2 separate regions of the Homo sapiens genome follow, and region 2 is linked to region 1. A link is an interaction called in ENCODE POLR2A ChIA-PET data of the cell type or tissue named here. Cell type or tissue: OCI-LY7. All regions are shown on one strand. Links, peaks and the distances in the headings refer to the core of each region. The heading gives the core; the rest is flanking DNA. Region 1 overlaps NEURL1 (neuralized E3 ubiquitin protein ligase 1). Region 2 overlaps SH3PXD2A (SH3 and PX domains 2A).

Region 1 (6,394 bases), core at 1,587-5,586:
CTAAAAAAAGAAAAGTGAAATTTGATCCCAATGTGGACTGCCCTGGACTTTGGCTGTAGTGTGCCCACAGTCACCATCCTACTTTGCCAGAGTCCCCGTCATGCACCTAGGCACCCACCTGCAGGCCTTGCCCCAGCCAGGCTCTGGGCCACTCCCACACTAGGGGTCAGAGCTTCAGCACCACACACGTCTCCAAAAGAGAAAGTGGGGACTGAGGCAGGGGGTGCCAGCTCTCACAGGTTGCAAGGCATAAACCTGAAAATGCTCCAGAAAGAAAAAGGGTGTGGCAGTCCCTTGCAGGAGCAGAGGGCTTGGCTTGGCTCAAAAAATAGGAACTGCTGTTCTCATACAGCAAAGGTGAGAGATGACTTGAGTCCAGCCACTGCACTATGCCAGCTCTGTGCCTACCACTATGGGCCATGACCTAGAGCCCAGAGGACACCGGCCATGCCAGCTGCTGGGCCACAGGCAAGATCCCCAGGCACAGAGGTACCTGTGAGTAATGGGGTCCATGCAGTGCCTCTCAGGAAAGGCCAGTGGCTCTCATCCCCACTGAGTCCAGGAAGGAACTCTGTCCCCTGCTACTACACCTCCAGTCCTAGCCCTAGACTGAGTCCCTGACCCCAACCCCAGACAACCTCACATCTCATAGCCCCACAAACAGGGGCTTTTAGTCCCTAAAGACCTGGGGACCATGGGCATGTGGCTGGCTCAGGGCTGGCTGCCCCACCCTCCTGAGCCAGAGTTCAGGTGTGGCCACCAAAGGTGGCTGTCAGGACTGTGGTATTCCTGCACAAAGGACAGCCCAAGGAGGGGAGCCACCACAGGGTGACTGCAATGACAGAAACCCACCGCTCTAGCTCCTAGCTGTTCCCTGCAGCTGCCCCATCTCACAATTTGCACATTCATCCGTGGCTCATTGCCGCCGCCTTCCTTTCTTCCCTTTCCAGTAACTTCTCTCAGGCTCCTGTCCCCCGACACCTCCCTCTTCGGGATTACTTCCTTCAGAGACCCCAGGACTGTGCAGGGTCATCATTGAGAAAGCAAAGCCTTCCCTGGCAGTCAGAACTCCTGAGTTCCAGGCAGGCCCTGAGGCTCTGGAATTTAGGGAGGGCAGCCCCTTTTAATGTCTCCGTGGCTTCTCCCTCCTGGTGGCGGTGGTGGCAGTCAGGGCTCCAGAATGTGGGCAGCAAATGCAGCTCCTGGGTTGGGCTCCACCAGCAGGCAAATAGGGGCAGGAGGTCTCTTCCCTGGGAACCCCTCCCTTCTCTAAAACAAATGCTGCACCCCTCACAACCTCAACCCTGCTTAGCCAAGCCCAATTCCCTCTGGGGAAGAGAGCTCTTTGTTCTCAGGGCAAGTGAAGGAGGTGGGCTACATTAGACTTTGTTTGGGGGTCCTTTTTTACTAACCATGACACTGCCTGCCATAATTCACTGTGTGACCTTGGGCAAGTCAGTCCCCTCTCGGGACACAGTTTTCACACCTGTAAAATAGAGGCTTTGGACTGGTTCACTTTATCTCTGAACCAGGAGTTCCCTGAATCAGGAATGTGGGATGGGGATCATTTGGGGGGAGGCAATCAAGAATTTCTAAACTGTCTGAAGAAGCAGCTCCTTCTCCCATTCCCCCTTCCACCAGGGTCTGGTGGGAAACCCAGGATGGGCCAGCGGCACATTCTTCACTGGAAGTGACTGCTTCTCAGTCCTCCTCCTGGCCCCACCCAACATGGGCACCCCCAAGGTTCCAGGGCCCAGTTTATCCCTTGAGTTCTGTTATCCAGGCCGGAAATCTGGTGTCAGCCCAGATTCCCCATCCAAGAGGTCACCGTGTCCTTCTCAAATCCATCCCCTCCTTCCCTCCCCTGGCTCTGCCCATGGTTCAGGCCCCCAGCATCATCCTGCTCTGGACAATCATTCCAGCCTCCGTCCCCCTCTGCAGGGCTGCCAGGCGGGCATCTCTGCCCGACTCAGCCCTCTACCTCCTGTGGCTCCCGAGCATCAGGATAAACTCGACCCCCACTTTGGGGATTATTCAAGGTCCTCTGTGAACTGACCCCAGCCCATGTGTCTGGCCTCACCTTCCATGACCCCCCCTACCCCACCCCATGTACCTATGCTCCATGCACACGAGCCAGTTGTGTTCTAGAACATGGCACATCACTTGTCTGTTGCTTTTTGAACACTGTCCCTCTCCTTGGAGTGCCCCTCCCTGGCACTGGTCCCACAAACACTCCCACCTCACCTTCAGCCCCCAGCTCAGAAGAGCCTTTCCTCTGAGATCATCCCAATGCCCTGGGATGGAATAGACCAGACTATCCCTCTCCAAGGCTGTCCAGCCAGTCCTCTGTGCAGCCCCAGCCCTGCAGCCATGGCAGGAGGCCCTTCCCATACTGGGAGCACCCTGAAGGTAGAAAGGTATCTTTTTATCTCTAGATCCTTAGCATCTGACAAGGTGGTCACTCCATAATGCTCAAAGTAGATTTCATGAAGAAAGGAAGAAAAGAGGAAGAGGAGGAGGAGGGAGGGAAGATGAAAGCCTGGAGCCGATGGTGCGGGCTCTTTACTCTTCCCCCTTCTGCTCCTCTCCAGTGCCCCAGGTCCCTGTGGACCCAGTGAGACCCAAAGGTGACAGATTGCCTGGCCGTGACCTCGCAGCACCAGTGGGGGCCCTCCTTGTTCCTGCAGTACTATTGGCAGCACTAGCCTGTGCTCACTCGAGCAGAAAGAGCCAAGAAGCCACGCAGCCAGGTGTGTCCTGGAACATGGGGGAGCCAGAGTGCAGAGCCTTATCTGACCATCTTCCCTGGAGGCAGCAGAAGAGCATCTGCCTGCCCCCAGCCACCCCACTGCAGGACTACAGGGAGGAGGGGCGGAAAACCTTGTGCCTGGCTCCCTCCCAGCTTCTCCCGGATTAAAGCGGCAGGGGACAGAGCGCCTCCAGCTCATTTGCATAAACCATTTATAGCAGCGCCTTCAAACCCACGCCTTCCAAGAAGAAAAAAGCCCACTGCAATTGCCTGTGGCTTCCCAGTCTGTCGTTTTCCCTTCTCTTTCGTTTTTTTGTTTTAATGACAGGAAGCTGTGCTCAAGAGAAATCTCTGCCCTGGCTGTTCTTGGCAGCAGAGGGAGCTGTGCTTTCCCTCCAAATTGAATAAGAATGATAAGCAGCCAGCCCCCGGGTGTCAGTGACTTACAGTTTGCAAAGCCTACGAGCACTCACGAACTGTTTCAGTCTTCCCAGGAAGCACAGGAGGTAACTATTGCCAGACCCCATTTTACAGATGAGAAAACCAAAGCTGAAAGAGGGTAAGTGACTTGTCTAAGCCACAAAAAACTAGTAAGTGACTGTAATGGACATGGTGGCTGATGCCCAACATCTACACCACCCCAAGACAACAGCAGTTCTCAGCCCTGGTTGCACATCAGCATCACCTAGGAGGTAATAAAATTACTGGTAGAGCCAAGTGTGGTGGCTCACACCTGTAATCCTAGCACTTTGGGAGGCTGACGCAGGAGGATCACTAGAGCCCAGGAGTTTGAGACCAGCCTGGGTAACATAGCAAGACCCTGTCCCTACAAAAAAATAAATAAAAATTAGCTGGGCATGGTGGTGTGTGTCTGTAGTCTCAGTTACTTGGAAGGCTGAGATGAGAGGGTCGCTTTAGCTCAGGAGGTCAAAGCTGAAGTGAGCAGAGATCACGCCACTGTACTCCAGCCTGGGCAAGAGAGAGACTCTGTCTCAAAAAAACCAAAAACAAAAACAATTACTGATGCCCAGTATCCACGCTAGACCAATTCATAGAGAAATCTGAAGTGTGGGGCCCAGCTCCCCAAGCAATTCTCACATACAGCCAGCGTGCCATACCCTGGCAATAAGCCAATCACAATGGTTTCATTCCCCTTCTCAGTGACATGGTCAAGAATGGCCAGGTGACCCACTTCTGGCCAATGAGGCATAGATTTCCCAGCAGTGGGAAATGTGCTGGAACCCCTCTGAGAAAGGGATCCTTGCTCCACAGAACATAGGGGTCGTTCTCCTTTCTCCAGATATCACTGTGTCCTGCTGCAATTCCTGGGACCACCATGGCCATGTCACTACTGGTCTAGAAGGAAACCAACCCAAGGATGGCAGAGTAGAGAGATGGGAAGTACTTCATCCTACAGCCTTGACTCAGCCAACCCTGAAAGCCACCCACCTTGGGACATCCGGTTTTCTGCATAGTACAGCTCCTTACTGCTTAAGTCAGTGCAGGCCAGCATTTGTTATTGCAATAGATAGGCCTGAGACAACAGCAGTCACCTTCTCATGTCCCTCACCCCAGTCATCCCCATGTCATCCAGGAAAATGGGCCTCTGGATCTTCCACTGCAGGGTGGACGCTTGACTGATGGCCCCAGCTGTGGAGCTCTGAAGTCCATCCCCATGTTTGCTCCAAGGCAATGCTTCCCACAGCTCACCCCAGCTAGTGATGCGTGTGGCAGGGATATTAAGGCAGGACCATTCCTGGGAGATGTGGGGCTCCACTGGCCAGGGACTGTGGCTCTGGCTGAAGGATACTCCAAGGTCTTGCAGAACTTTTCTTAGAATTGCACTATAGTCTGATATGCTCCCACCAAACTTCCTTCCTTTCTTACCCCTCTCCTTCACTCAGGGTCCCACTTGCACTGAGGTCTGATGGCTCCCCCAGACTCCCCCAGCTTCCTCCTTATTTTTCTTCACACAGGCATTTCCCCTGATTATGTATGTATGTAGGCATGTATGTATGTATGTTTAATCCTCTCTTGATGTCTACTTAACCCATGACCTGCCTAACACACGACCTGCATCACCTCATGCCTGGACTACTACTACCCAGTTGTGTGTCCCTTCCACCCCATCCCTAATCCTTCCTACACAAACCATGCTACTCCCCAACTCAAGACCCTCCAACAGTTTCTTATTTCTTACATTATCGAGTTCAGTTACTTCTGCCTTTCTTTATAAGCAGTACTGACCCTGACCTGCCCTACCAGCCAACTCTGGCAGAAGACTGAAATCCATCCCTGTTGTTTCACTTACATGCCTAGAGGGCATCCCCATGTGGGAGCAACCCTGGCCATTGGCAGCACAGAAATGACTGATGTGGCCCATGACCAATGAATATTGAAGCTGTCCTAAGTCTGAGTACCAATTCCACCCCTTTCCACAGACGTTCCTCAATGACAAAGGCTCCCTCGGCCTCCCCTCACTTCGCCCCAATGGAATATTTAATTTAAAAAAATACATTTTATACACAAATCACCCTCCATCAACAAGAAGAGAATCCTCTAAAGATGGTTATGGTAACGAAAATGATTCTTATTCATAATGATAATGACATTAAGCACAAGATGATAAAGTTGAAGATGGTGATGGTACTGGAGAAAAAAGTAGTGATAAAAATAAGTGTGAAGGCTGGGCGTGGTGGTTCGCACCTGTAATCCCAGCACTTTGGGAGGCTGAGGTGAGCAGATCACTTGAGGACAGGAGTTCGAGACCAGCCTGGCCGACATGGTGAAACCCTGTCTGTACTAAAAATACAAAAATTAGCCAGGTGTGGTGGCACACGGCTATAGTCCTAGCTACTCAGGAGGCTGAGGCAGGAGAATCACTTGAACTCGGGAGGTAGAGGTTGCAGTGAGCTGAGATCAGGCCACTGCGCTCCAGCCTGGGTGAAAGAGCAAGACTCCATCTCAAAAAATTTAAAAAAAAAGTCTGAAAATAAAAGAAAATTTTAAAAGCAGAAAAGCAGGGGTTAAAATGTTCTCACATTATGATCTCAATGATATAAGCATATATGCAATACAGCTGACTTCCTCCTGATGCACTGCTATGTTAACCAGCTGTGTCTGTGAGGAATTGCATTTGGTTGCTAGTAATAAAAAACAGAAATAACATTGCTTTTAAAATATATTAAGTGTTTTCTTTAACATAGGAAGTCTGCAGGTACACAGACATAGCTAGTGTGGCAGCTCTGTAATTATCAGGGACCTGGGCTTCTTTCATCTTTCTACGCCATCTTCCACATAACATTGCAAGGTTGCTTCATAGTCTGAAATAGAAGCTGAAGCTCCAGCCAGCTTGCCCACATTCCAGGCAAGAAACAGAAAGAACACAGAAAACCAAAACCAAAGGACATATATTAGCTACCTGCCCCTCTTTAAAGGAGCCTTATTCAAAGTCCACCCAACAATTCTAATTTGCATCTCATTGACCAGAATGTAGTCACATGCCTACACCAAGCTGGACAAGAAGCTGAAATGTGTGGTCTTTTCATTGGACACATTGCACGCTCAAGTTAAAAACAGGGTCCTCAGCCATAAGATGAGTTCCATTTCCTCTGGAGAACATTCTGATTGATGCCCTTAGTACAT
Region 2 (6,394 bases), core at 787-4,786, 63 kb before region 1:
AGATCAGGGTGCCGACAGGGCCTCGTTCCCTGGGAAGGCGTGGGAGGAGGACCTGTTCCCCGCCTCTCTCCCGGCTTCCGGGACTCCGGAAGCCTGACTCCAGGCTTCACGTGGTGTTCTCCCTGCTGGTGGGTCTGCCTCTGTCCTGTGTTCTTTTTTTTTTTTTTTTTTTTAAATTGATCATTCTTGGGTGTTTCTCGCAGAGGGGGATTTGGCAGGGTCATAGGACAATAGTGGAGGGAAGGTCAGCAGACAAACAAGTGAACAAAGGTCTCTGGTTTTTCTAGGCAGAGGACCCCGAGGCCTTCCGCAGTGTTTGTGTCCCTGGGTACTTGAGATTAGGGAGTGGTGATGACTCTTAACGAGCATGCTGCCTTCAAGCATCTGTTTAACAAAGCACATCTTGCACCGACCTCAATCCATTTAACCCTGAGTGGACACAGCACATGTTTCAGAGAGCACAGGGTTGGGGGTAAGGTCACAGATCAACAGGATCCCAAGGCAGAAGAATTTTTCTTAGTACAGAACAAAATGAAAAGTCTCCCATGTCTACTTCTTTCTACACAGACGCGGCAACCATCCGATTTCTCAATCTTTTCCCCACCTTTCCCCCCTTTCTATTCCACAAAACCGCCATTGTCATCATGGCCCGTTCTCAATGAGCTGTTGGGTACACCTCCCAGACGGGGTGGTGGCCGGGCAGAGGGGCTCCTCACTGCCCAGTAGGGGCGGCCGGGCAGAGGCGCCCCTCACCTCCCGGACGGGGCGGCTGGCCGGGCAGGGGGCTGACCCCCCCACCTCCCTCCCGGACGGGGCGGCTGGCCGGGCAGAGGGGCTCCTCACCTCCCAGTAGGGGCGGCTGGGCAGAGGCGCCCCTCACCTCCCGGACAGGGCGGCTGGCCTGGCGGGGGCTGACCCCCACCTCCCTCCCGGACGGGGTGGCTGCTGGGCGGAGACGCTCCTCACTTCCCAGACGGGGCAGCTGCCGGTCGGAGGGGCTCCTCACTTCTCAGACGGGGCGGCTGCCGGGCGGAGGGGCTCCTCACTTCTCAGACGGGGCGGTTGCCAGGCGGAGAGTCTCCTCACTTCCCAGACGGGGCGGCTGGGCAGAGAGGCTCCTCACCTCCCAGACGGGGTCGCGGCCGGGGAGAGGCGCTCCTCACATCCCAGACGGGGCGGCAGGGCAGAGGCACTCCCCACATCTCAGACGATGGGCGGCTGGGCAGAGACGCTCCTCACTTCCTAGATGGGATGGCGGCCGGGAAGAGGCGCTCCTCACTTCCTAGATGGGATGGCGGCCGGGCAGAGACGCTCCTCACTTTCCAGACTGAGCAGCCAGGCAGAGGGGCTCCTCACATCCCAGACGATGGGCGGCCAGGCAGAGACGCTCCTCACTTCCCAGACGGGGTGGCGGCCGGGCAGAGGCTGCACTCTCCGCACTTTGGGAGGCCAAGGCAGGCGGCTGGGAGGTGGAGGTTGTAGGGAGCCGAGATCACGCCGCTGCACTCCAGCCTGGGCACCATTGAGCACTGAGTGAACGAGACTCCGTCTGCAATCCCGGCACCTCGGGAGGCCGAGGCTGGCGGATCACTCGCGGTTAGGAGCTGGAGACCAGCCCGGCCAACACAGCGAAACCCCGTCTCCACCAAAAAAACACGAAAACCAGTCAGGCATGGCGGCGCGCGCCTGCAATCGCAGGCACTCGGCAGGCTGAGGCAGGAGAATCAGGCAGGGAGGTTGCAGTGAGCAGAGATGGCAGCAGTACAGTCCAGCTTCGGCTCGGCATCCGAGGGAGACCGTGGAAAGAGAGGGAGAGGGAGACCGTGGGGAGAGGGAGAGGGAAGGGGAGGGGGAGGGGGAGAGCTTTTTTTTTTTTTTTTTTTTTTTTTTTAGCAAATTCTTCCAGATCCTGAGAGAGCCCATCTCTACCAAAAAAAAAAAAAAAAATTAACCAGGTGTGGTGGTGTGTGCCTGTAGTCCCAGCTACTGGGGAGGCTGAAGTGGGAGGATCACTTGAGCCCAGGAGATGGAGGCTGCAGTGAGCTCTGATTACTCCACTGCACTCTAGCCTGGGTCCCAAAGCAAGACCCTATCTCAGAGTAATGATGATGATGATGATGATGATGATGATGATGATGATGATGATAGTAATAGTAATGTGAGAATTTTGATAGCTCAGACAAGTCTTCCGTGAGTCCTGAGTATTATTAGAAAGCCTCATCAGAGTAGTCCCCTGGCGATATATACCCTGAGACTCCCATGATAGATACGTACTCAGGCCAGCTGCTGTCCAGCTGGTGTAAACGGCCATCCGCACCCCCTGGGGACTGAGTGGGGACCAACCCTTGGCCAAGTTACTCTTCTGATTTAGGCGGGTTTTGCCCACTGTGTGTTCCTTAACCTTAGGGGTTCCAACTGCCAAAGCCACCAGAGCCCCCTTCTGTTGAGGTGGAGTACTACACCATTGCCGAATTCCAGTCGTGCATTTCCGATGGCATCAGCTTTCGGGGTGGACAGAAGGCAGAGGTAAGCCTTGGGCCATGAGGCCGAGGGTTTTAACTCATTGTGGTGGAAAACCTACTGCATTTCCCATTTTAGGCCTTGCTAGTAAGATTCCTGAGGGGCAGGCAGGCAGGAAAGGTACAGAAATGAGCCCCACAAAGATGAGCATCTGCCTGGCGCTGGCCAGTGCCATGGCCTAAACTAGATCCCAGCTCTCACGCTCCACCCTGAGCTCACAGGGCTTGTCTCACAACATTTCCCAGAGCATGTGCAGGAGCTTGTGACAGGGGGGCCTTGAAACAAAGGGCTTCTTTGGTCAAATGAGCTTGCAGGACAGTGGATTAAACAAAATCCAACCCATTTGTTGTTTTAATTGCAGGGCTTCCCAGAGCCTAGGATACAAGGATGTCACTGGGAGTGTCACCTACAAGGGGTCTAGAATAGACAGCATTGCCCAACCCCACAAGCTTTCTCTCCCAGGAACATCTCAGGGCCAGGATCCTGCAGAAGCCACATCAGGAAGTGTTGTTAGGAGGATGTGGACCAGGCAGGTAGACTGAGATACTGGGGACCTGGGCTCTGGCCAAGTCCACACCACATGACCCCTGGCCTTTGATGCAGTCACTTCTCTCACCCGCCACCCCCAACTTTAAGCATTTCTCTCTGCAAAACAGGGTGATAGATCCTGGGACGCCCCTCCACCCCCCAGCATGTCTTCCAGCATTCATGCCACTCTATTTTGTGGCTGGGGCTGAGCATGGTATTCCCGGCAGCAGAGAAGAGCTGTAACTTAGTCAATTCTCTGAGTGGCTTTGTGTAGTAATTGAGTTAACTCCATCTAATACAAGTGAACCTGTCAGACTCATTGGGCAGTCTCTGCCTCTAAAGCAGTGACATTCCCAATGTGAATGTTTTAAATCACATGCCTGGAACTTGCAACTAAATTTCCAAGAAAAATCATTCTCTCTGTACTGAGGTTTCCAGGAGAGTCTGTAAAGAGCATAATGTGGCAGAACTGTCAGGCTCAGGAGCCACCTGTGCTTGAACTGTAGGTACAGGGCTGGGGCAGGGTGAAGGACAGAATGTAGGACCCAAAGAAGGAGAAAATCTTTCTCTTCTAGTGGGGGATGCAGAGGACTGGTCTCTTCTTGCCTTTGCATTCTTCACCTTTCCCTCCCTCCTTGGCCCTCTTCCCATAGTGCCAGTGTTTTCACGCTACCCCTTCCCCACCCCAGGACCTTTTCCTCCAGGAGTGTCCCACAATCCCCAGTTATCTGCCCTTTATGTTCCCCAGTCCAAATGGACCCCAGCACAACCAGCAGCCACACTTTTGGCCATTGGTTGATCTCCAGAAGTTAAGGAAGAAGCTCCTTAAACCAGTTTATACTAACATGGAAATGACTGAAAGCCCCCTGCCCTTCCTACAGGAAACCAATCAACCCAAAGAAATCTCTTCAGCTAGTGGGATTTCAGTGGGATTCCAGTAAGATGACCACAGCGGGTGGATCCTGGGGAAAGGCTCTGCAGAGAGGCTCTGGCCTCGGGCCTGTACCTCCCAGGTCACTTCATCTGCATCTTCCCATACTCTTCTGACCCTAGAGACCCTTTCAAGGAACTCAAAGGGAGGACCTAGCAACATCGAGGGTACGAGGAGGGAAGGGGCAGCAGAAGGGCAGTGTTTTCTTCATACGTGTCCTTAGTCTACTGGCAGGATTGTAGGGACTGGGAACAGTGCAGTTTAGGGGGAGGCAGAGTGGGCCAGCTCAACCCGGCTGTTAACACAGACATGGAGGATCAGGGAGGGAACTTGGCAAGTGGGAACCCACCAACCATGAGATGATAGAGACCTAGGTTTGAATTCTGGTGCATTATTTACTATATTGGGTTTTGGGCCACTTACTCAGTGGCTCGGTTTATTATCTGTAAAATGGAGATAATTTATCCCAGAGCCAAAGTATGATACTCCTACCTTGGGATGTCATAGGGTTCCAGATCCTCCCAACTCACTGGCTTGTCTGCACTCGTACCCCAGGTCATTGATAAGAACTCAGGTGGCTGGTGGTACGTGCAGATCGGTGAGAAGGAGGGCTGGGCCCCCGCATCATACATCGATAAGCGCAAGAAGCCCAACCTGAGCCGCCGCACAAGCACGCTGACCCGGCCCAAGGTGCCCCCGCCAGCACCCCCCAGCAAGCCCAAGGAGGCCGAGGAGGGCCCTACGGGGGCCAGTGAGAGCCAGGACTCCCCGCGGAAGCTCAAGTATGAGGAGCCTGAGTATGACATCCCTGCATTCGGCTTTGACTCAGAGCCTGAGCTGAGCGAGGAGCCCGTGGAGGACAGAGCCTCAGGGGAGAGGCGGCCTGCCCAGCCCCACCGGCCCTCGCCGGCCTCTTCTCTGCAGCGGGCCCGCTTCAAGGTGGGTGAGTCTTCAGAGGATGTGGCCCTGGAAGAGGAGACCATCTATGAGAATGAGGGCTTCCGGCCATATGCAGAGGACACCCTGTCAGCCAGAGGCTCCTCCGGGGACAGCGACTCCCCAGGCAGCTCCTCGCTGTCCCTGACCAGGAAAAACTCCCCCAAATCAGGCTCCCCCAAGTCATCATCACTCCTAAAGCTCAAGGCAGAGAAGAATGCCCAGGCAGAAATGGGGAAGAACCACTCCTCAGCCTCCTTTTCCTCATCCATCACCATCAACACCACTTGCTGCTCCTCCTCTTCCTCCTCCTCCTCTTCCTTGTCCAAAACCAGTGGCGACCTGAAGCCCCGCTCTGCTTCGGACGCAGGCATCCGCGGCACTCCCAAGGTCAGGGCAAAGAAGGATGCTGATGCGAACGCTGGGCTGACCTCCTGTCCCCGGGCCAAGCCATCGGTCCGGCCCAAGCCATTCCTAAACCGAGCAGAGTCGCAGAGCCAAGAGAAGATGGACATCAGCACTTTACGGCGCCAGCTGAGACCCACAGGCCAGCTCCGTGGAGGGCTCAAGGGCTCCAAGAGTGAGGATTCGGAGCTGCCCCCGCAGACGGCCTCCGAGGCTCCCAGTGAGGGGTCTAGGAGAAGCTCATCCGACCTCATCACCCTCCCAGCCACCACTCCCCCATGTCCCACCAAGAAGGAATGGGAAGGGCCAGCCACCTCGTACATGACATGCAGCGCCTACCAGAAGGTCCAGGACTCGGAGATCAGCTTCCCCGCGGGCGTGGAGGTGCAGGTGCTGGAGAAGCAGGAGAGCGGGTGGTGGTATGTGAGGTTTGGGGAGCTGGAGGGCTGGGCCCCTTCCCACTATTTGGTGCTGGATGAGAACGAGCAACCTGACCCCTCTGGCAAAGAGCTGGACACAGTGCCCGCCAAGGGCAGGCAGAACGAAGGCAAATCAGACAGCCTGGAGAAGATCGAGAGGCGCGTCCAAGCACTGAACACCGTCAACCAGAGCAAGAAGGCCACGCCCCCCATCCCCTCCAAACCTCCCGGGGGCTTCGGCAAGACCTCAGGCACTCCAGCGGTGAAGATGAGGAACGGAGTGCGGCAGGTGGCGGTCAGGCCCCAGTCGGTGTTTGTGTCCCCGCCACCCAAGGACAACAACCTGTCCTGCGCCCTGCGGAGGAATGAGTCACTCACGGCCACTGATGGCCTCCGAGGCGTCCGACGGAACTCCTCCTTTAGCACTGCTCGCTCCGCTGCCGCCGAGGCCAAGGGCCGCCTGGCCGAACGGGCTGCCAGCCAGGGTTCAGACTCACCCCTACTGCCCGCCCAGCGCAACAGCATACCCGTGTCCCCTGTGCGCCCCAAGCCCATCGAGAAGTCTCAGTTCATCCACAATAACCTCAAAGATGTGTACGTCTCTATCGCAGACTACGAGGGGGATGAGGAGACAGCAGGCTTCCAGGAGGGGGTG

The links. ChIA-PET counts read pairs that join two places held together with the same protein. Peaks named below come from ENCODE experiments on the same cell type or tissue, not always from the same donor. Only the 100,000 strongest peaks of a DNase experiment are listed, where the experiment ranks them.
Region 2: POLR2A ChIA-PET joins it to region 1 with 5 read pairs; 2 of 35 experiments call an interaction of 5 or more read pairs at or near these places.

Annotation. Positions count from the first base shown.
Region 1 is chr10:103,539,629-103,546,022 of GRCh38, reverse strand. All of the region lies in intron 1 of NEURL1 (neuralized E3 ubiquitin protein ligase 1), which reads right to left. Among named protein-coding and RNA genes, the nearest start is that of NEURL1-AS1, 25 kb to the right of the region's middle. In OCI-LY7, for the core only: CTCF peaks have their summits at 2,894 and 3,100 (motif pointing right); DNase peaks (open chromatin) are centred at 2,722 and 3,132; H3K4me3 peaks cover 1,109 bases; H3K27ac peaks cover 896 bases.
Region 2 is chr10:103,601,930-103,608,323 of GRCh38, reverse strand. It overlaps SH3PXD2A (SH3 and PX domains 2A), which reads left to right. Exons shown (of 15, transcript NM_001394015.1): 14 at 2,407-2,526; 15 at 4,535-6,394. Among named protein-coding and RNA genes, the nearest start is that of NEURL1-AS1, 88 kb to the right of the region's middle. RefSeq lists an enhancer at 103-960. In OCI-LY7, for the core only: CTCF peaks have their summits at 2,245 and 2,446 (motif pointing left); a DNase peak (open chromatin) is centred at 2,423.